Regions from separate parts of the Mus musculus genome. Here regions 2 and 3 are each linked to region 1. Evidence: chromatin loops called from intact Hi-C (ENCODE). Cell type or tissue: left cerebral cortex. All regions are shown on one strand.

Evidence for each region. Peaks named below come from ENCODE experiments on the same cell type or tissue, not always from the same donor. Only the 100,000 strongest peaks of a DNase experiment are listed, where the experiment ranks them.
Region 2: a loop joins it to region 1, with 2.5 times the contacts of the local background. A loop is called at or near these places in 5 of 42 quality-filtered maps.
Region 3: it touches region 1 in a loop (3-fold over the local background); 2 of 42 quality-filtered maps call a loop at or near these places.

The regions. Positions count from the first base shown.
Region 1 is chr9:70,581,670-70,589,669 of GRCm38, forward strand. It overlaps Sltm (SAFB-like, transcription modulator), which reads left to right. Exons shown (of 21, transcript NM_025690.4): 15 at 2,263-2,443; 16 at 3,084-3,208; 17 at 4,255-4,419; 18 at 4,966-5,280; 19 at 5,382-5,526; 20 at 7,288-7,448. Among named protein-coding and RNA genes, the nearest start is that of Sltm, 43 kb to the left of the region's middle. In left cerebral cortex, no CTCF peak of the experiment used is centred here; DNase peaks (open chromatin) are centred at 3,166 and 5,692.
Region 2 is chr9:70,447,518-70,455,517 of GRCm38, forward strand. It overlaps Rnf111 (ring finger 111), which reads right to left. Exons shown (of 15, transcript NM_033604.3): 7 at 5,984-6,300; 8 at 2,769-3,024. Among named protein-coding and RNA genes, the nearest start is that of Gm24615, 24 kb to the right of the region's middle. In left cerebral cortex, no CTCF peak of the experiment used is centred here; no DNase peak of the experiment used is centred here.
Region 3 is chr9:70,092,981-70,100,980 of GRCm38, forward strand. Fam81a (family with sequence similarity 81, member A) reads right to left here. Exons shown (of 9, transcript NM_029784.2): 6 at 6,108-6,214; 7 at 3,071-3,206; 8 at 511-703. Among named protein-coding and RNA genes, the nearest start is that of Gm39369, 14 kb to the left of the region's middle. In left cerebral cortex, CTCF peaks have their summits at 4,395 (motif pointing right) and 5,941 (motif pointing left); no DNase peak of the experiment used is centred here.

The sequences.
Region 1 (8,000 bases):
CCCGCTATGTAATACTAAAACACAGAGGCCTGCAGAGGCTAAGTGACTCTTCCAATGCAATGAGCTAATGAGTGGCAGAGTCAGGACTCAGATCCAAGTCTTACTCCAAGTCCAGTGCTCTTTCCTCTATTTCAAAGCTGCTGCCATAAAAATTATGTCTTAAAGGAGGAGATAACTTCCAGATAGTATCAGAGTAAGCTACAGAGTTGAACTGCTGTCACGGTTTGAGGGGACCTTCAAGGTTCTTTGCATTAGTTTCTAAGTGAAGGCTAGTTGCTCTGTGAGCTTTAGTGCAGTCCCTACTCTGTCCCCATTGAAACATACCAAAAACCAAAAATAGATGCTTCCATTCTTAGTGCCAATATCAACAAACCCACCAGAATTCCAGGTCATATCCACATTCCTGGGTTTGGATACCACATGAAATATTGAGAGCATATTTCATTGTGTGCTTTTAATCTGTTAAATCTGCCTAGCACAGAGTTCACTCATGTCTCAGATGTTAGGAATTTTAAAAGCTGCAGGTTAGGAATAAAGCCATTGCCTATGGCTAAAGAAAATGGTTCGTTGCAAAACACACCTTCATCAACACTTCAGCATGCACTAGTACATCTAGCCCAGTGACCCTTTTAAAGTAAAATGTTAAAGTGTGCCCTTTTCACTTCCTGGGGAAAAATGTATAGTTTATCTGCTTATAATCAATGTAATGATTTAGCAGTAATATAAAAAAGAAAATGATTTGTAATGTGTGTGTATACACACATATAGTATATATGTATATATATAAATGTTTAGATGTGTAGAAGATATATTGAACTAGTCAGATGTTTGTATTTTATTAGACTCACTAAGTATGTGAAAGCTACAGATATAGGCGGATATTTTTGTGTGTGTGTGTGTTGTATTGGTGAGTCATGTACCAATAGAAGTGTTCCAGGAGAAATGAGGGAATTTAAACATGATTTCTGAAATGCTAACAAATCTTGAGTAAAGCCCTCAACAAAATATAATCCCTCCCCTTTAAAAAAAGTAAATTTTGAGTTGTGTTATTGAAAAATTTATATAAACCTGTGCTGAAGCAAATAAACAAGCCAACCATTTATTAAAAATAGTTAAATATTAGACTACCTTTTAAAGGCATTTGTTCTTTCTCAAGGGCACAGCTGTCCACTGTGGCATAGGAGAGGGTTTAAGAGTATTAGTTAATCTCTGCTCTGTAGCTTGTGTTCTTTGGTCTGTAAAACTGCACTGAGTGCATACACCGAGTGGTGTAGAATTCTTGGTCTCTACACACCGAATGGTAGTAACAGACTACCAACTTCTTGTTCAGTTAAAATGCCACGTCAGATTTTAAGGGAATAGCACTGACCCTTCGAGAATACTGAATTACTAAAGCAAATATGCATGTGTGCAAGAAATATAAAAGCTGCTTACCTGGGGTCAAGAAGTAAAGAAAAAGCATTAAGCAAGGTCCACTATGTGTTTGTACTAAATTGCCTTTGACTAAAAAGCATGGTCCCTGCACCCGTCTACTGTAGCAGCCTTTCAGCACGTCGTCTGCTCTAGAACATCTGTTACAATTGCCTGTGATTATGATGCCAAGCTATTGGAATAAAGTATATACTTTATGTTAGGAGATAATGATATATGGTAGATTTTAGAAATTTTCTGTGGAAAATAATTGATAAAAGTGAGCCAGTTTTGATGGCACACACCTATAATCTTAGTACTTGGAGACAGAGGCAAGAGGTTTGCCACAAGTTCAATGCCAGCCTGGTCTAAATAGTGAGTTTGAGGCCAGACAGAGCTACATAGTGAGACTCTGTCACAGAAAAAAAAAAAAAAAAAAAAAAAAACCAGAAGAAAAATTGTAGTTTTATAAATGTATATACATTTTAAAAATGTCAATTATTGGGGGTTGGGGATTTAGCTCAGTGGTAGAAAGGCCCCGGGTTTGGTCCTCAGCTCTGGGAAAAAAAAATGTCAATTATGGGTTTTTACTATGGTGGTATTTTCATTTAACTAAATTATCTAATAGGCAAATAGTGTATAAAATTTAGCTGCTTAGTGGACACTCCTATAAATATAATACTGGAATATGTTTAAAGTTTTATTTTGCGTTCTTTCCAATTACATTAAAATTATTAAGATTAATGTGGGATTTAAAATTGCCAATCACGAGGAAAAATTCAAATTCAAAGCTATTATTTTTCACACAGTGCTAGCATAATTTAAGTATTTCTAAATACTGATTTTTGTTAGACGAAAAGAGATTGCAGAAAGAGAGCGTCGAGAGCGTGAACGCATTAGAATAATTCGTGAACGGGAAGAACGGGAACGCTTACAGAGAGAGAGAGAGCGCCTAGAAATTGAAAGGCAAAAACTAGAGAGAGAGAGAATGGAACGCGAACGCTTGGAAAGGGAACGCATTCGTATTGAACAGGTGCAGTCAGAAAATCTTTTCATCTTGAACAACTCACCTTTGCAAACCCTGTCATTTTTTTGCCCTCCAGTTTGCTTTACTTCCTGTAAAGCTCCTGTAGCTCCGAATGAGCACTGAAGTGCCCCTGACACTAGTTAAGTGTGCTGAATGGCGACTTCCTTGTTGATTGCAAGTAGCCTGTAGCTCTGCAGTATAATGGCAGCCTAATAGTACGAGCATAGGACTGAGTCCAGAGTAGTTGTAATCCAGGCTCTGTCACCACCCCAGACTTAGAAAAAAAAAAAATAACAAGTAAGTCCTTACCCAAGGCTGGAAGAAAACAATGCCTCTCTGCATAGTTGCCACCCAGGGCTTAAGGCACTTAAGAAAACCTAGTTTACTCGTTCCTTTTAGGTGCTTTTGCTTAAGTCAATTTATTAAATGACCTCTGACCCTCCCCCACACGCTCACCAGTCTCCGCCCCTCAGCCCTGTTCTTTTGCTGTCACCCAACAGTAGCTGTAGTCTAGATGACTCAAATGTAATGTATGTGTCCCAGGTATGTGCTCTAGCTGGTGCTTCTTTGCGATGGCTTCTCAGCCCAGATGCACACTTACCTTCTGTCTTTACTTTGTATCTGGTTCCTTCCCGTGTGTCTGAAGGAGCGGCGCAGGGAAGCTGAAAGGATTGCTCGGGAGAGAGAGGAGCTCAGAAGGCAGCAGCAGCAGCTTCGCTATGAACAAGAAAAAAGGAATTCTTTGAAACGCCCACGTGACGTAGACCATAGGTAGCTGCTTCCTTTCTTCTTTCTCGGTCTGGCGTGCGCTAGCAGACAGGAGCGGTCTGCTTTCTCTAGCTTGCCTCTTCTCACACCAGATGACTTCTTATTAAAACTGGAGCGACACAGACATAATCAGGGTTGATAGTTCTCAAAGTCAGGCCTTTAAAATACTTACCAAGGCAGAGAATAAACAAATGGAAGTCATGAATTGGTGTGTTTATATTCATGCTTCCTTGGTAGAGTTTAAAATATAATTTTTTAATATAGTTTTCTTAGTACAAGTTCTGAGCACTTTAGATTTTTGTTTGTTTTTTGTTTTAGTGGAGAAATGGGTGCTCTGGTCTTCTCCAGCGTCTGTGAGGGTCACAGTTGCTGAGGCTAAGGATGCAGCTCGGTCTTGGGGTACTTCCCTTTCATGAGACAGGTCCGGGGTCATCCCCTGCACTTTAAGGGGAAAAAGGAATAACTGATAACTGCTGCTTAGAATCCGTTATGACACGATGTCAGGAGTTTCCTCTTTTTTTGTTTGAAGATGTAAGAACAGGAAGTTTAGGCTAGAAAGATGACCTAGTGGGCAGAGTGACTGCTGGGCAAGCATGAGATCTGTGTTTATATCCCCAGCACCCATGGAAAAAGATGAGTGCAGAAGTATGTGCCTGTAATCCTAGCTTTGAAGAGGCAGACAGGCAGATATCCCTGGAGCTCTCGGGACAACCAGTCTAGTTCATTCAGTGAGCTCCAGGTTCAGTGAGAGATTCTGTCTTAAGAAGTAAGGTGGAGGCAGCCACATGACCCACACGCACAGGTGTGTGTACCCAGACACACATTTACATGTGTGCACACACAAAAAACCGACAGTGTTTCAATACTTTCCTCCTCATATTTATGACACGGGATTTAACAGCTAGTTCTGTCCCTGCTACTCACTGTTGTATCTTGAGTTTAGTAGCCTTTTATGTTGTTGACTGTTCCAACATATCTATGAATCCAAAAGAACGCTGTTTGGTAATTATCAAATAATTTATATAAATGAGCAAAAATTTCTCTTCAAGGCGAGATGACCCTTACTGGAGCGAGAATAAAAAGTTATCTCTAGATACAGAGGCACGATTCGGCCATGGGTCTGACTATCGTCAACAGAGCAGGTTCCTTGACTTCAGTCACCGAGAACGGGCCAGGTTTCCTGACACTGCATCTGTGCAGTCATCCTTTGAAAGGTTGGTGGACACTACAGTGAGATAGGAGCCTTGCTAGTCCCAACGTTGGTTCTCTGTAAGATCTTAGTGAAGTGCTAAGTCCACACTGAGTGTTCAGAACAAACTGTGTGTCTAGTTTTGGTTTTCACTGGTGGGAGAGTGCTGTGGTCTTCTTACCTTCAACTGGAAAGAGGCTTTGGGAGGTAGGAGCTGAAGAGTCAGGAGTTCAGACCTGCCAAGGCTACACAGCCATTTGAGCCTCTCCCCCATAAAAAACAATAGAATGTGTGAATGGGGAATGCTAATTTTGGATGTGCCATGGCTGTAACAGTAAACCATGCAGGCTGGTAGTGACTCCACCGATAAAATCTCTCCTGAAAAACAAACCAGCCTTTGTATTAGACAGCTCAATTTAAAAGAAGATCATTGCAGTAATGAGGGCTTTTCTGGCAGCCTTGCCATAATTTCCCTTAAAAGAAGGTTTCATCACTATAGGTTATGCAGATCAAGTTGAGAATCTGAGCAAGTCAACACTTCTGAGGACCTGTATTTGTTTTTCTTCAATAGACGGGAACGGTTTGTTGGTCAAAGTGAAGGAAAGAAACCGAGACCAGCAGCCCGAAGAGAAGAGCCAAGTTTTGAAAGGTACCCTAAAAACTTCAGTGATTCCAGAAGAAATGAGCCTCCACCACCAAGAAATGAACTTAGAGAAACAGACAGACGAGAGGTCCGAGGGGAGAGAGACGAGAGAAGAACAGTAATCCTTCATGACCGACCTGAGGTCGCTCACCCCAGACACCCTCGAGAGACTGTGCCCAATCCTTCTAGACCAACTTCCTGGAAAAGCGAAGCGAATATGTCCACAGAGAAACGGGAGTCACGGTAGTTCTTAGTAATTTCTTCATGGTATACTGTGCATTTACTGTGCATTTGAGTTTTTAAGAATATAAAGTGAGGTTTTGATTCTTGTGCTATGTTAACAGAGTTGAAAGGCCAGAAAGATCTGGGAGAGAAGTCTCTGGACACACTGTGAGGGGAGCGCCCCCCGGGAATCGGAGTAGTGCCTCAGGCTATGGAACCCGAGAGGGAGAGCGAGGAGTCATTGCTGACAGAGGAAGCGGAACACAGGTAAAAGCTGCCGAAAGCTACCTGTTGATGCTTACGTTTTTCTCTCATTTTAAAAATCAAATTTTTATTTTACGGGTGTTTTGCCTGCCTTTATATATCTGTGTGCCATTTTTATGCCTTTGGGATTCAGGTCTCCTGGAACTAGAGTTACAGACAGATGTGAGTGGGCGGGGATTGAGCCAGGTCCTTCAGAAGAGCAGCTGGTGCTCTTAGCTGCTGAGTTCTAGCCAGCCTATATGAGATGCTTTTGATGAGTGGTTTGTTTTATGAGACAGGGTTTCTCTGTGTAGCCCTGGCTGTCCTGGAACTCACTCTGTAGACCAGGCTGGCCTCAAACTTACAGAGATCTGCCTCTTGAGTACTGGGATTAAAGGCGTGTGCCATCATTGCCCATGGGAATACATTTTTTATGTTACAAGTTTTATGCCAGACAGAATTTGGATCCGTGTTTGTGTTATACACTTGAATACACACCAGGTTTCATTAGATCATCTTTTGCCATGTGTTGGCATGGGCATGTAATAAGCATGTTTGCTATCCTCAGTAGCTTTTCACTTTATTTTTTGAGTCAGGGTCTCTTGCTGAAGCTGGAGCTTCAATTATGGCTGCTCAAGCTAGCTAGCTTGTTCCAGGGACCTTGTGTTTCTACTTTTTCCAGTGGCAGCTGCCACTCTTACCCTGTTAATTTCTTTCTCTCCCTCCCTCCTCTCCTCCTTCCTCCTTCTCCCCCAACCTCTTTGTTGTTGTTGTAGTTGTTGTTGTTTGAGACAGGATTTCTCTGTCTCCTAAACTCAAGAGATCAACCTACCCCTGGCTCCCAAGTGCTGGGATTAAAGCTCCAGGCTTCTTACCCAGCTTTTCTCTGGGTTCTAGGGATCTCAGCTCGAACTCATGTTTAGATGGAAAATACTCTCTGTACTAAGCCTCTCCAGCCCTCAGTGATACAAATTTTGTTTTAACCAGAAAATGTTTTAAAATCTTGTCATGAACTATATCACTATACATCATTTCATCCAGCACATTTATGAAGTAGGTTCTTGCTCTCATGGTTATCAAGTATTAATGTGTCAGCACTTCATATTAATGTTTACACGAGTTCATTAACCTGGCGACCCTCGCCAAAACTTAAAATTATATGATGCAGTTACTGTTTTATTTCTACCAGAACTTAAGAAATTATTCTACACCAGCACTCCACATTCAGAAAAGTCTCCTGAGGAGGAGAGCCTGGCTTCTTTGTCAGAGAAGTTTATAATGTCGGTCAGTTGTGTGGCTGATACTGTATCTTAAGTGTGTGGATGCTGACAGCTTTGCCTAGGCTGGAGGTCAGCAGCCGTTGGCTTTTCTTCTTGTTCTTGGTTCTACAAATACTTGTTTTCCTGTGTCCCCATACTTTGTATAGCCATAAGGGAGCACATGTTCAGATTTCAGCGCTGAGTCCTACTGGATAAAACAGGAATCCTTTCTGAATCTGTTTGCAAACTGTTGTCCTAGCTTGACCATGCCCATCCTCAGTCACTCGTTAACTTTTGACCTCTTGTGTAGATGTAGAGATCTATCCAGGCATTTGAAATGCCTGTGCCCAAATAGTGCTGGAGTAGTAGTGGCTGTGGACACAGGAATAAAGGTCCTGAGGAACTCCTGCCAGGAGAGGTGGTGACTCCTTCATCTGTGCATTCTCAGACTAAAGCACAGCAGAGTGAGTCAGTCAGTGCATGGGACTAAGGGGCCAGGACTCATCTTTTCACTTGCTCTTCCCAGCACTACCCTGAAGAACGACATGTCGTGGAACGTCATGGACGGGACACAAGTGGACCAAGGAAAGAGTGGCATGGCCCACCCTCTCAGGGGCCTAGCTACCATGACACAAGACGAATGGGTGATGGCCGAGCAGGAGCAGGCATGATAACCCAACACTCAAGGTGAGTGGCTAATCTTGTCATACAATTGGGTAGTCCTTTTCCTAAGGATTATTAGAGTTTTTGAGAAATTACATTGCAGTTAGTAAATCCCCAGGAATGCCCAAACCTTTCCTAAGAACCGAGTCTGCAGAAGCCTGAGCTGGCAGCTAGTTTGTAAGATTGTTCTCCCTGTTGTAAGTTAACAATTAGCATTCTTACAAGTGGGTCCTAGATGGAGGAGGCCATGCACATAACCTCGTGGAGCTTACCACTGAGTAAGTCAAGGAGGCTACGGTCCATTCCTTTACTAGTCCAGCTCCACACACTCAACTCAAGCCTGTTTCGAGGTTGAGGAGCAAGCTTCATCTCTCTCTGCTTACTCTGGTGTCAGTGGTGTCTCTCCTGCCCTCTGTCTCGCACCCTTGTTGAGAGCAGTTACTGCTTTGCTATCCTGTTGTTTACTCCTGTGCTGTGTCTGCATAGCAATGCCATGTGTGGTCCAAAAAGCACCAGTGACTTGTTCTGTGGACGGTGTTTGGTCTGGGGCTCCTTACAGTCTGGTCTGTTTTACAC
Region 2 (8,000 bases), 130 kb before region 1:
AATCCCAGCACTTGGGAGGCAGAGACAGGCGGATTTCTGAGTTCGAGGCCAGCCTGGTCTACAGAATTAGTTCCAGGACAGCCATGGCTACACAGAGAAACCCTGTCTTCAAAACCAAGCAAAAAACAAAAAAAGACCAAAAGCTCCACTTGTCACTTATAATATCAAGATTGCATAACTCCATACTTCCTACATTGAACAGTCACACAGTGTGCACCATGGCTCAATGACTAAAAAGGAGCCTCTTTTCATGTGGCACTACATACCTGTATTTGAGAACTTACAAGACTGGCAGAAAGTAGCTCATGAGTACCAGGGCACATAATTAAGACTCTGACTCAAATTCCTTCCTACATAATAGCAGATAGCTTTATTTCTAACATTTAATTGCACGGCTTTATAGATCACAAAACATTTCAAAGATGGTTTTCCAAACACAGTAGTTTCATTGCTTACGTAAGACCATGAACTTTCAAAAGCAAAGAAACTTTTTCCTAACATAACAGTATTTGTGGGGTACAACTTAAGTCATTTGGATCAAAATTTTGTAAGTTATAGCCAATCAGAATTATTCCCATTTTGCTAATGTGAAGAAACTGAAAATAAAAGTGTTAAATAACTCTCCCAAAGTCACTAAGCTAACTCATCAGATCTGGGAAATCCACTCAGACCATCATTTCATGTAAAACCCAATTGTTTTCCTTCAACCACTTTTTCTAGTGCTTTTTCTATCCACTTTTCAATGAAAAGGGGATATTAGAACAACATGTATTATACATAAATGATGCTACGAATGTTTTTAAAGGGAAATGGGGAGGCAGGGAACCTACACAGATGACAAATACACTACAATGAGGAAAAGCAACAGGGCCATCAGTCAAGACGTCTCTCACATGGGAAAAATCAAATCCTACCTTCGCTCACAGAGCTCCCAATAACAAATATAAACTGGATGATTCCATGGAGGGAAATTTAACAGTACTGACAGTGTATTTGTTTGGCTATAGAAAAACTAGAGTAACTGCAATGCAAACAACTTAAATATTCATCAAGAGAGAATAGATTTAATATAATAGGATGTTCCAATTTAAAAAAAAAAAAGTAAAGGAGTGAAAAACCATAAACACTACTGAGTTTTATGAGTTAGTATGGTGAGAAAATAACAATGTATTGTTAAATCAAAGAAAAGCACAGAATGCTATATAATGAAAAGGCTCATGTTCTTTTAAAGGGCAGATATACTGTATAACTATAAAGAAAACTTCTAGGAGTTTTTATATTAAACTCTATAAAGAGTTGCGGGGGCTGGTGAGATGGCTCAGTGGGTAAGAGCACCTGACTGCTCTTCCGAAGGTCCGAAGTTCAAATCCCAGCAACCACATGGTGGCTCACAACCACCCGTAATGAGATCTGACTCCCTCTTCTGGAGTGTCTGAAGACAGCTCAGTGTGCTTATATACAATAAAAATAAATAAATCTTTAAAAAAATATATTAAAAAAAAAGAATTTAAAAAAAAAAAAAAAAAAAGAGTTGCTACCTCTGAGCAACTAAGATTAATGAGACAGGAAAAAGAGCTTTTAGTTTTTCATTTTACAATATTCTGGTTTAAACACTGTAGAATTTACATGACACACTTTTATGATAAAGATAAAAGAACTTTAAGTCAAAAACATCAATCTTTATTGGTCAGATTACATCGTCGGCCTATTAGATAAAAGGGAAGGATGGGAAGCACACAGTAGGTCTGACTAGGAAGGGCAGACTGAGGACGAGCAGCAGTGTAACAGAGCAGCGCACATTAACTCATCAAATCTCTGAAAAACAAAGTCTGTCTCTAAACATTTCTAACTCAAACTTTGTATTTTACGTTGTAATAGTGAGACTCAAACAATATGTCATTAGTTTTATTATTCAAAGTTTGGCCTGATTCCACCAGCTGTGTCTACAAGGATGAGATTTTACTACTGAAGTAGAAGAAACTCAAGATAAATAACTGAAATGCACAGAACCACTATAAAAGACAGCTTCCTTACTAACTTGCTGGTTTACTCTCAGCATAAGATATTATCACAGTATTTGTTAAGCTTCTGTTTTATAATGAGCTAAGATTCAAACAAAGTACTATGGAACATAACCAGTTTTAACCTATCTAGTAGATTCCAGTTTCCTTATAGCTGCCATGCCTGATTCTGTTGTAGTTGTCCATTTCAAATGAGTTATACAACTCTTTTTCCAAAAGGCAAGACATTTCGTTACAGCACACCCCCCCCCCCATGTCTTAGCTGACTCAGAATTCTTTGAATAAAATTTGAAAGTTCTTGAACAAATTTCCTTTACTGTGATTAGAAATGCTACAAAACTTTCAGATTTCTTCATACTCTTAAAAATTAAAGCCAAATTCCTTAAAATTGTCTTGCTTAAGAATATAAAGTACCAGCTGGGCATGGTGGTGCACGCCTTTAATCCCAGCACTCGGGAGGCAGAGGCAGGCAGATTTCTGAGTTCAAGGCCAGCCTGGTCTACAAAGTGAGTTCCAAGACAGCCAGGGCTACACAGAGAAACCCTATCTCAAAAAAACACAAACAAACAAAGAATATAAAGTACCACTCAATACATCTTGATTTCATAGATAGTTGTATGGGAAAAATAAGTAAGTTCATTTATAAGCTTACTAAAATTCATAAACTAGAATCAATGTAATTCCATGGGGGAATTACAATGGCCCATTTCCATATTCCAGTTCTTTGCCCCCTAGATTCATACTTACACGGAGGTGGCATGTAGTGCCGACATGACGAAAGAGAAGGCTGTGGAGGGGGCTGGGGCTGGGGCTGGGCAACCATGCTGGAGCCATAGCCATCTATTGATAATGGCTGAGTCGGGGCAGCAGCAGCCTGATGGCCAAAGACTGCAGCCCGGGAAGATGTGACAGGGCAGCAGGGGTCAAAAGCAGATGCACCATGGAAACCCCCACTTCCATGAGTCCTGAGAGCACTGTTGCTCAGATCGACTGGCAATGCCTGCTGGGTAAAGAACAATTAGAGTTTACCTTTCTAAAGTTTCATGAAAACATCATTTCTTATCACACGACAAACATTGCTAGAGCTCTCTCTAGGAAAACAAAGTCTTCAATAAATTTGGGAACACAAATCTTTCTATGACAAAAACCAAACACAAAGAAAATACTGTATAAGGCTTGAGTATAAAATACAAGATAAGCATTTAACTAATGTTACTGTAAGATTTATTTCTTAGGGTTAGAGAGACAGCTGACTGGTCTAAGAAACTTGATGCTTTTGCAGAAGACCTAGGTTCTAGCACCCAAAATAGGTAGCTCACAACTGCTTAAAACTCCAGTTCCAGGGGATCTGAGAATCTGATGCCCTTTTCTGACCTCCCTGGACATTAATGCATTAATGAGGTATATAAAGACAAGCAAGAATACATACACATACACACACACACACACACTAATCTGAAAACAATTTGAAGATTGATTTCTCTTACATTATGTACAACTAAGAACAGAAGGTTTGAAAGCACAACTGCTTTACTCTGAAGTTCTAACCAGAGATAGTATGCTATCACAGCACTGAAAGTATTAGAATTCAACTAACAATCTGTCAAAATTTTCTACATTGTTTTATAACAGACTAAAACTCTAACAGTGAAAAAACAAAACAAAACCAAGGAGGGCATGGTGGCTCACAGCTTCAAGTTCCACACTTATGAGGCAGTGGTAGGAGGATCTCTATGAGTTAGAGGCCAGCCTGATATATATACAGAGTGAGTTAGAAAGAATTAACATTTTCTCCTATTAAAGCATGTGGTTTGCAAAGTTCAAGGTACACAGTAGGGTAACTATAGCCAACAACAGTGAGTATCTCAGAATAACTATAAGAGTCTTCATGTTCCCTACATGGAAATGATGACTTTTGTGATGGACATGAAGGCTATACATGTATCAAAATATCATATAGAGAAATATATATAACTATGTGTTAGTTATGTAAAACCCTAAGTAAATACTTTCATCTTACTCTACAGTAGATTATAAAGTAAGAATTATTGGGTTTTTATTTTTGTTGTTGGTATTTTTCAGTATTTTAAAACAATGTCTACGAGTTAGATTCAGTACAGCTGTAGTTTTCAAAATGGATTTGACCAAGTGTGGTTAATACACCTGTCACTCTAGCCCTCAGGTAAGAGAAGCAAGGCCAGCCTAGCCTATAGTAAAGATCTTATCCCTGAACAGTGTCAAACATGGATAGAAAGATGGCTCTGCATGAGGATATGAGTTTGATTCCTCCAGAACCAAGAGGAAAAGCTAAGTGCACACCTATAATCTCAGCAATGAGGAGACAGAGAGGGCAATTCCAGGGGTTCATCTCTACCAACACCAGCCCGTTGTCCATGAGACAGCTTTGAGATAAGCCAACCTTTAAAACAGTGCTTCTCAACCTTTCTAATGCTGCAACACTTTAATACAGTCCCACATGTTGTGGTGACACTCAATCATAAATCTATTTTCATTGCTACTTCTTAAGGAGTAGCTGTTAAGAAGTGTAATGTAAATGCCTGTTTTCTCCACTGGTCTAAGGTGACCCCTGTAAAAAAGGGTTGTCGAATCCCCAATAAGAGTTATGACACACAGGTTGAGAACCACTGTTTTAATGTGACTGGAACTGGTAAAGATAGGCACCTACTGACTCCAGCCAAAAGGAAGCATTGTTTATATAATTCAATCTTTCCTATACCTTTATCTTTTATTTTTTGAGTCAATGTCTCACTACATATTCCTAGCTATTTTGGAACTTGCTATGTAGACTAGGCTTGCCTAAAACTCAGAGATCCACCTGCTTCTGCCTCTAAGTACTGGGGTTAGCAATCTCTCTCTGTCTGACTCTGTCCCCACCGCCCTCCTTTTTCAAGGTAGGATTTTTCTGTATAGCCCTTGCTGTCTTGTAACTTAGAGATCTGCCTGCTGTGTCTTGAGTACTAAAGTTATCTCTTAGCCAGCTGTATTCTTTATCAACTACAACAAGAGTAGTATATGATAAACTCACTTATTGGCAGCTCTCCCATGAATGGGGAAGCTGGGGGGCTACCTCACCACTGCCGACAACTCTAGTTAAATCTACTCTTCTTTCAACACCCATTGCTAGTAAAAGGAAGCTTTCCTTCATAGCAGGGCCTTTCACACACCTCCTTCCTCAGAAGCACAATGGCTTCAGACAACCTATTAATACCCTGAACTGTTAACAGAAAAGAAGCAAAACATCTTAAATCTTGGTCATTATTAAACTCTTCAAATCCCCACCAGAGAAGACCTCTTCATTACTGTTAAGAAGTTAGATCCCCAAAGAGACAGCCAGAAAAATTTAAAAGGCAAAACCTGGTGCTTCAGGAAGGTCAGGAGGCACAGCAGGACAGCCTTTCTCAGCTCTATCCTGGCTTTGTTCAGCCACATGACAAGTCAAAGTTACATTGAGTTCCCTAAAATACATCTTTTGGGTTTGTTTATGTTTCTAATTGCATTTTGTGTATGGGGGGGTGCTCATTCATGCATAAGTAAGTCAAAGAACAATTTGTAGGAATTGGCTCTCTCTTCTAACTTATGTGGGTTCCTGAGACTGAACTCAGGTCAGGCCTGACAGCAAGTGCCTTTACTCACCATGCCATCTACATGGCCCAATAAGTAAATTTTACAATAAATATCATGTCTACTTTCCCCCATAACTGTCTGCAATAATTTAAACTTTCTGTATACCAAGACTCAATTTAAAAATTCACAGCTCACTAAATTAGGTCATTTTTGCATTCAAGAATATGGCTTAGTTTATAGACAAACTTATTTTGGCAACACATACACTAAATATATCACTGGGGTTTTCGATTTCTTTATGACCACAACACAAGTTTAAAACAGGAAGGGAAAGGGGAAAGGGAGGAGGGAGGAAGTGACTTGTAAATCCCACACACCTGGTCATGGTAGCTGGAACCAGAGCTGCTATTTGCTCCACAAGGCGCCTGTACTTGAGGTCTTTCCACTGGGCAAGCAGGGTCACTGAAGGAAGGAGAAACTGGGACAGCTGGGTGGGGAGTATGGTGGTGATGGTGGTGATGCTGAAAATGGTGGCCATGCTGCTGAAAACAACTTGAGTGTGGGTGTGCTAATGCATGATGGCTCTGTGATGTCCCTCCACATGGTGAGTGCTGGGGGCAGCAAGAAGGTAGCCTTGGCATTGCAGGAGGACCACTTTCTGGGACAGCACTAGATGCAGTTCTCCTCACGTCATCTTGAAACAGAAACAAATGCAAAGAATGATCAAATACCACTGCATAAAAATAAGTACTGTGTATCAATCTGGAAATAAGAATTTAATGTGATACTGGGCTAGTGAGACTAATCAGCATAGTAAGGGGATCACTACTGAGTCAGAACACCTAAGTTAGATTCCTGGGACCTACATGATAGGAGAGAAATGACTGCCTCATGTTGTCTTATGAACTGCACATGTGTGTGCATATGTGTGCACACACACACACACACACACACACACACATCAATGGTGTAACTTTTAAAATAAAAAAGAATATAATGGTGCCATGTGCTTAACACACAGTATGGAATGTTGTGCAGTGTCTCAGAATGTTTTTTCTGAGAATATAAATTCTGCAGGGAGTTCATATGTATCATGGACTGACAAGAGATTATCTTTTCTTAATATTTCTTAGCAATAAAGTTTCAAAAATACCATATGAATTCTTCCACTCTATGCTACAAAAAAAAAAAAAAAAATCTTCTAAATCCCTTAAACCAGTAATACTTTCCAATACTGAAGTCTTATGGGTATATTCAACTAGAAGTCACAGCATCCACCTCAATGAGTATCTGGCTGGACCACTATCTACCAATCCTTTCATTTTCTCTTCTGTCCAAACTCAGATAAAACTAATTTGTGGAGGGGACGCACATGCCATATGTAATCTGTTAATCTGTTCAAATGAAGATTGATATCTAATCACACTGGGAGAAAAACACCTGGTAGCACATTATCAACTCAGTGACTATTTGTTGAACATGCAAATACTGCAGATGGGAAGCATAATTCAAGTATATGCACAGGCTACAAAAGTGAGCTGTTTTGAGTATGAATTTAAAGGTGTGACTCCAGAATGGTCCAAGGAAGATGTCCAAGGATGGTTGAATATAAACTTTAAAACAAGGACAAGGGTGTAAAATCACAGAATGAGAATCATCAGCTTCCTGGTGGCAGGTGAATACTGCAATTATGAAACAGAAGGCTGGGAAGAAGACAGGCATAAGAAGATTGTTACCAAGCATATAGCGCATCTCTCATCACTCTGAAAGAAGTCAGAAGAAAATTAAAAAACAGGGGCCAGACAATGGTTGAAAGCACTTGCCACTGAGTCTTTTTTTTTTTTGGTTGTTTTTCAAAACAGTGTTTCTCTATATAGCCCTGGCTGTCCTGGAACTCACTTTGTAGACCAGGCTGGCCTTGAACTCAGAAATCCGCCTGCCTCTGCCTCCCAAGTGCTGGGATCAAAGGCATGCGCCACCACCGCCAGGCACCATTGAGTCTTTAAGACCTGAGTTTAATCCCTAGACACCATATTGTAAAAAGAACTGACTTCTCCAAGCTGCCCTGTAACTCCCACAGTCACCTTGGTGTGAATATGCATAGGCATACACACACGCATGCACACACATTAAAAAAGATAAATAACTCTAATAATAAAGAATGTAGAATGGAAACACGTAACATGTACACACAGAGACGGCAGGAGTACCTGTACCTATACTAGGAAATGGAACTGGTGAAGACAACAAAGACGAAGAGAGCACAAGGTTAAGGCTGGAGATTGAACAAAGACACTGGGATAGATAGTCAGTTAGTAATGGATCAGGCATTTAAAAAAAAATTCCAAGCATAAACACACAAAAGCTTTTACAACGCTAATATCTTCAGGTTAT
Region 3 (8,000 bases), 490 kb before region 1:
CGCTTGCTGCCAAGCCTGAGGGCTTAAGTCCCGTTGCTGGGCCCCACAGAACTAACTCCACACGCATGTGCCGTGTGCATACAGCCAGCGATGCTGAAGAAGCTCTCAGACGTGCCTCACATGTACACGAACAGAGAGGAATCAGCAGGTAGCTAGCGCTGACGAAAATAAGAAAATGTCAGTCATGTGCGGGTTAACCATTTTTTGTTTGCTGTGTGTCATGGAGGCTCTTCATAGACTTGCAATTGAACTAGTACTTTAGGGCTGGGAGTATAGTTCCCTGGTAGCACGTGCTTGTCTAGCAACTGTGAGGTCCTGAGTTCAATTCCCACCGCTATAATAAGTAAATAAATGAATGAATTTGTTAAATTCTGCACAGCTACTTAGAATAGCAACTAGGAACATTTTGCTGATTTTTTTTTTTAAGCCAGCTCAGTCTCTGTTTCAGAGATTTCAGTGAATAGCTTTTTAGACAGACAAGCCACATGAGCTGCGTGGGGTCTGGCCTACCGGCATTAACCTCCGCTTTCATCTCCTTCATGTCCTCCGTCATCTGTAGCTCCAGCTTGCTGATCCGCCCGTGCACCTTCTCCTCGTCCGGCTTTCTCTGTCCTTCAGCATTCCTCTTCTGACTCTCTTCGATTTTGTCAAGCCTGGCCGACATCTGGCTGAGTTTCTTCTCTACGTCTCTTTCATTGGCTCCCTGAGGTCCAAGATAAGAATTGCACTTGGTTATTGCAAAAGAAGAGTGGTCACCTTGTCTCACATCAGCCAGAGGACTCAACCATCTGCAGGCACCAGAATCACAGTGGCTGGTTATCCATCCCGTATCCATTCTCAAAGGTCACCCAGAGTAAAAAAACAAAAACAAAAACAAAAACAAAAAAACTACATTTTATTCTGTCTCCTGAGTTTGGTGTGGCCATGTAATCTAACCAATGAAGTGTAAGAACAAGTGTATGTAGCTGCTTTCAGAAAAAGTTAAAGGACACTTGCTATATATCCTTAATTCTTTCCCCTTCCCTTCTGTCAATGGCTGTTCAGTCAATGCTGGAGTTCTATCAACCATCCTGAATCGTGGCGACAAGTGCTACTCTTGAGGATGGCAGAAATCTAACCTAAAAGGATTCTGAGTTATTGAAGACTGACAAGTTTTTAAGTCATTTGGGGTCCCGGAGAATGCAAACTTGGATGTGTTTCCGTGAGAGAGAAGGAAGCTTCCATCTTAGAAGAGCCACCAAATGGTCAAAAAAAAAAAAACCCAAATGGTCAGTCACAGGCTCAGAACTTCACAAACATGTCAGGGTGAGTCAAGGCACAGCAAAGGAGACAACTGGGGGGAGGGATTCAAAGTAGTACGGTCCACTAGGCCTACGCTTTGTGAAACTGCATCCACAGGTTCTAGTGGTCAAACGACGAGCATGAAGCCTTTCATCAGGTGTGATTTTGCAGCGTGACAGCAATCCTGTGATGGCACTGATGCAGAGCCTGCCACTCAACAAATGGCTCAGCATCAGGACCGAGCAGTCAGACAGGCAAACCACACTGGCCACTTCTGCTCAGCCCAAGCCCCACGGGAGGAAGCCGAAGCCGGACAAGGAAAGAGAACCCAACACAATTTGCCTTCCTAGCACTGGCTTCTAAGCCTACTGGCTTGAAGTGTGATAAATGCAAAGCTCTTTGAAGTTATTTTTTGGTAGCTCTGCAAAAATTAGTTCTTTGAGAGAGCCAGTGGAAGCAGAAGTAGACAGAAAAGGAAATAGTGTGTTCTGGTCTGACGTCCAAGCACACTCTAGTTACAGTGCATTGGAAGGGGCCCGGAGGGACAGAGAGCCACTCGACATTGGTGAAAACAAAAACTAAGTCACAACATTAAAAACAAAGAGAAAGGAGATCAGACGGCTTAGTGGTTAAGTGCACTGGTTGCTCTTCCACCAGACCGGGATTCATTTCCCAACACCCACATGGCAGCCCACAACTGTCTGCAACTCCAGGTCCAAAGAACACCACACCCAACACCCTCACCCAGGAGACATACATGCAGACAAAACAGCAATGCATACGAAATAAAAATAAATAAATCATTAATAAAACAGAAAAACAGATCAAGTAAGTAATTGTAGCTTTACTTAGAAATGTGTGATAGACAATCGGGATCATTTAAGTCAAGGTTGTGACTTAAAAGCGGTAGCTGAAAATTTTACTTTGTCTTTTGTTAACCAATATAAAAACAAAGCATTTCCTGTCTTTATGAATAATATGAAGAACAGGAAATGGGGGGCATGGCTGGGTGGCAAAGTTCAAAATTAACAGATACGACGGTTAGTGTTAATTGTAACAGAATTTAGAATCAACTGGGAGCCAAGCCCCTGGACACGACTGTGGGGAGTTATTTTTATTTGCTTGAGGTGGACAGACCCAGCCATTGTGGGTGGCACCATTCCCTGGTGGGGATCCTGAACTGTGTGAATGGGGAAGAGAACTGAGCACTGAGGCCTGTATTCACCGCTCTCATGGATACAGCACGACCAGCTGTGCTATGTTCCGGCTGCCTTAACTCCCCACTGAGAGGATGTGCGCCACAATCAGCCTTTTCTTCCTCAAGTTGCTTTTTTAAAAAAGATTTATTTATTTATCTTATGTATATGAGTACACTGTAGCTATCTTCAGACACATAAGATTCCATTATAGATGGATGTGAGCCACCTCGTGGTTGCTGGGGATTGAACTCAGGACCTCTGGAAGAGCAATCAGTGCTCTTAACTGCTGAGCCATCTCTCCAGCCCCTTAAGTTGCTTTTGTGAGTGTATTTTCCCATAGCAACAGGAAAAGAAACTGAGATAACAGGTATGAGAACCTGGGTTTGATGCTCAGAACAAAGGAAAGACGAGAAAGAGAGAAAAGGGGGACACGGGAGAGGAAGAAGGAAAGGAGGGAAGGGAAAAGAGAAGGAACATGGGGAATACCCAAGCAGCTTTGGGAGGCACCAAATAAATGTATGCTAAGTCCCTAGGTGTTGATCAGACATTGATCAACTGAATACCTATTATTGAAAAGCATCAACACTTACACTGTTTTCCTTAACAATCAAGGAGAGATGGTCTATTTTCTGCAGAAGTTCTTTCTCTATCCGCTCCTGTTCTTGTTGCAGCCAACTCCGTGCAGACAAAATCTGGTTGCTGAGCTCTTCAACGGTGCCTTTAAATCTAAACCATTAGAAAAGAAAGAAAAGGAGAGGTGTGCGAACAAGCTGAACGTAAAACAGTTTTACGTAACATCACATAACATCAATTCAATGGGAATGGCATACTTTCCTTCTCTTAGGACCATGTTCAACATGAAGTTGGTGCAGGATGGAAGCAAGCAACAGAAAGACACCTAATGATGCTCCTACCCATAGGAACTGGCAATGCAGGTACTTAGGTGGCACAGTACATGCCAGGGGATCATCTTTGCAGTTCTAAGGGTCCGTGGTACTCCTTGCTCAGAGGACATATTATCCTTCATCTATCCCCTTTCAACATCCTCTCCTTTCATATACTCTTCCTTGCCTCTTGTATCCTCCAGGACTAGAGGCTGGATTTCTTTCTTTCTCTTGACTTTTATTGTTCTTTCTCCATATGAGCATAGCCTAATCTAAACCAGTAGGAAATAAACCAGGCATAATGGAACAGACCTGCAATCCCAGAACTTGGAAGGCAAAGCCAGGAGAAGTCGAAGTTAAAGGTCAGAGTGAATTCATAGTAGCTTAATCTACTTGATGCTTTGTCTCAAAAGAAAGCACCCTTACAATAATCCATTCCTCTAGTCCCCTTTCCCTCCAGAGCCCTTAAAATAACTATCAATGTATGTTCCCCTTAATCACCTTCTTCTTATTTGAATTAGCATGTAATGAAACTATAGAATATATATAGTTATGTATAGAGGTGTAATAAACATAGAAGTACAATTTAAATAATAAAAAAATCCATTAGAGTCACTGAAATGTCTATTTTTGGTTTTATATAGTGTCACATGTCACTGGAGTACATGGCTGCCTAGCTAGAGACCACATTTTCTAGCCTCCCTTGCAGCTAGATGGATATGATGGCTAATCTCCTGGGTCATCTTGACTTGATTTGGAATCATCTGGGAGACACACCTTGAAGCATTAAGTGAGGGTGTTTCCAGAGGAATTGAATGAAGAGGGGAGGCACACTCTAAATGTATAAAATACCATCTCATGGACTGGAGTCCCATGAATTAAAAAAAAAAAAAAGGAAGGAAGGAAGGAAGGAGACAGGATACCAAGCACTCATCTTTCCTCTTTTTTTCTTTTCCTTTTTTTTTTAAAGATTATTTTATTTATATGAGTACACTGTAGCTATTTCCAGACACACCAGAAGAGGGCATCAGATCCCTTCACAGATGGTTGTGAGCCACCATGTGGTTGCTGGATATTGAACTCAGGACCTTTGGAAGAGCAGGACCTTTGGATGGCTCTTAACTATTAAGCCATCACTCCAGCCCCGGCACTCATCTTTTCAACCCCTGACTATAGATGCAATGTGACTAGCTCTCCTGTGCTCCAGCTACCACATGTTCATCACCATGGTGGATGGTATTCCCTCAAACTGTGAGCCAAATGGCCATCTTCATTACTTGAGCTGCCTTTGTCAGGTCCCAGCAATGAGAAACGTAATAGTTACAGTGCAGCGCACCAATGACTCAGATGATTGGCAGTACATGAAGTACATACATGGCTCTGATTACATCCCCCAAGACACAGCTGTTGCCCTGGGTTTTCCCTCTGTAGCAGCTGGGAAAAGCAGGACTAGAACTGTAGAGGCTCCACACTGGGTTGTCAGAGCTGCCCTGTCTGTCCTGGATCACTGACCACACAGCATAGTCTGACCTTAACATGTCTACCATTGTGTACATATAGAGATCTTTTAAAAGGCTTTAATTTTCTTATACTGAGATTGAACCTATGACCTCGGTCTTGCTAGTCAAGCACTTGACTCCTGGACTATATTCCCAGTTGAAGACACTGAAACACACCCACCAAGTTCCTTTTATCCCCAAAAGTTAATAAATGTATTCATATGGAGGATTTGGGGGAACCATTATTTAACCTAACATAACCACAAGGGATATAGGTATATCCCTTGAAGCACTATTAATAATAAATAACACTCTGCCTAAGCCCTTATCTAACACCTGGCCATCAGCTCCCTAAACTGTACACTCTTCAGGTTGAAGAACAAGGTCTGTTTTGTTTTGTTTTTCCTTCATTACTAGAACCAGAGTAAGTACTCCACAAATATATACGAGCAGTCAGGAAGGTGATTTAGTGGGTAAAGTGCTTGCTGCCCAGACAACAGGACCTGAGTTTGGATGCCCGGAATCCGTGTAAAATCTAGGCAAGATGGCTTGCATCTATAATCCAAGCACTGGAGAGATGGAAAGATGGATTTATTGGCCAGGTAATCTAACAGAATCAGTGAGAGACTCTGCCTCAAAGTAAAATAAAATAAATAAGGTGAGGAGAGGTAGAGGAAGCCTCCCAATGTTGATGGTCACCTCCACACACCCATGCCCGCATGGGCACATTGAACCTACCCCTGCGCATTTACACACATGCACATATGCATATACACACCAAAATAAAACAAATGAACCAAAGACACATTGAATGAAGCAATGGACCATCACCCAGCCCCTAGAAGCAATCATTATGAAGAAAAGGTGACTGTTGCCACATGGAAACTGTTTCCTTTAGTTTTTGTTATTATTTTCACTCTGTGTGGTAAATAAAAACGGAGAGGTGGGCAGGGGAGAGGGCTCAGCAGTTAGGGACAGTTGCTGCTCTTCCAGAGGACATGTGTTAAGTTCCCAGCACCCATATCTGGCTGTTCACGCCAGCTCCAGGGGATCCAACGCCCTCTTCTGGCCTCTGTAGACACTGCACTCATGTGCACATATTCACACAGACATAAATAAAAATAAATATTTAAGACAGACAACATTTAGACATTATATTTTTAAATAAAAGCAAGAGGGAGAAAATGTGAATTTCATGGTCTCAGGAAGAATGTGACAAAAGCCTTTACAAACGGGTGGCTTACTTAGTGTCCAGGAGCTGGAGCTGGTGGTTGCTGTCCCTGTGGGACATCTTCAGTTTGGTGCTCTGCTCTGAGATGGACAAGTCCACTCTGCTCAAAAGCTGAGAAATCTGGAAAAGAAGATTGAGTTAGAAGGCGCTCATATCTGTCTTCATGGGCCATCTCAGAAAACTTTTCATACGCTCAATGCCGGTCAGTAGCATTGAGTCACTTTACTAAGTCCATATGGGGGTTCCCTTCCTCTTTCCGTGTGTGTGTGTGTGTGTGTGTGTGTGTGTGTGTATTACTGTGTGTGAGTGTGTGTGTGTCTGTGTATGTGTCTCTGTGTGTGAGTGTGTGTCTGTGCTTATGTTTGTGTATGTGCCTCTATGTGTGAGTATGTGTATCTATGTGTGAGTGTGTGTATCTGTGTGCTTGCATGTGTATCTGTGTGTGTCTCTTTATGTGAATATCTGTGTGTATTTCTGTGTGTATGTCAGTGAGTCTGTGTGTAAGTGTGTCTGTGTGAGTGTGTCTGTGTGTGTGTCTGTGTGAGAGTGTGTCTGTGTATGTGTCTCTGTGTATGAATATCTGTGCCTCTGTGTGTGAGTCTGTGTCTCTCTGTATGTGAGTGTGTCTGTGTATGTGTCTTTGTGTGTGTGTGTCTGTGTGTCTGTGTGTTTGTCTGTATGTTTTTCTGTGTGTGTGTGTCTCTCTGTGTGTCTGTGTGTGTGTCTGTTGTGTATGTGTGTGTACGCAGGTACATGTGCACATAGGTCCATATGAAGGCCAGGGGTTAACAGGAGCTGACCTCCTCAGTTACTCTCCACTCTATGTTTTGAGACAGGGTCCCTTATTGAACACGGAGCTCACTATTGGCTAGAAGAGCTGGCTAATAGATCTAAGGATCGCCTCTCCTCTCCTCCACCCAGTGCAGGGTGGATCACAATGCCTGGCTTTTTTATTTTTAGATGATTTTATTTTATGTGCATGAGTATTTGCCTGAATGTATGTGCACCATGTGTGTTTCTTGTGCCTGCAGAGGTCAGAAGAGGGCATCAGATTCCTGAGGACGGTAGTTATGGTTGTGAGTTACCGTATGAGTCCTGGAAACCAAACTCAGGGCCTCTGGAAAAACAAGTGCTCTTAACTGCTGAGCCATCTCTCCAGCCCCCACAGTGTCTAGCTTTTCATTGGGTGCCGCAGATCCAAACTCAGGCCCTTCTGCTGGTGCCAGTGGGCGCTTTAACCCTTACATCATCTCCCTAGGGCGCTTTAACCCTTACATCATCTCCCATCTATGAAGGGCGTCTTCATTCTCACACCATCTATGCAGCCTCTGCCTTTTTTTTTTTCTTGCACACCCAGCAAAAATCAAGACAAGGGGCACTGCCAAAATATTCATCAGGAAGTGAATTTAAACTTCAGAGCTCTCTAATGAGCAATCCCAGCCCCTGCCCAGGCCTGGTATCTCTACCAGCTGTCGCGGTATGCAGCCATTATTACCTTGGACTTCCACCAGCACCATGGCTGCCAGTCCTGGAGGGCAGCATTTCTATGGCTTACAAACAAATCAAGGTTCCAGATGTACTCCCTCATCAAGTGAAGCCCCACAGAAGACCCTCTGTGGGCTACATCCCTCTGGTTCCCTACTTCTGGCCTTTGTTCTTATTTGGGATTTGTTTTCACTAAAGCTCAATGTTAAACTAGTCCTGTATAAAATGATCACATTTTCTGAAAAGCTAAGTGTTGCTCAAAATTCCTTACTTAAGATTCATATTTGTAAGATGTGGATCATCATCATCATCACCACCACCATCATCACCATCATCACCACCACCATCACCATCATCACCACCACCACCATCATCATCATCACCATTATCACCATCATCACCACCACCATCACCATCATCA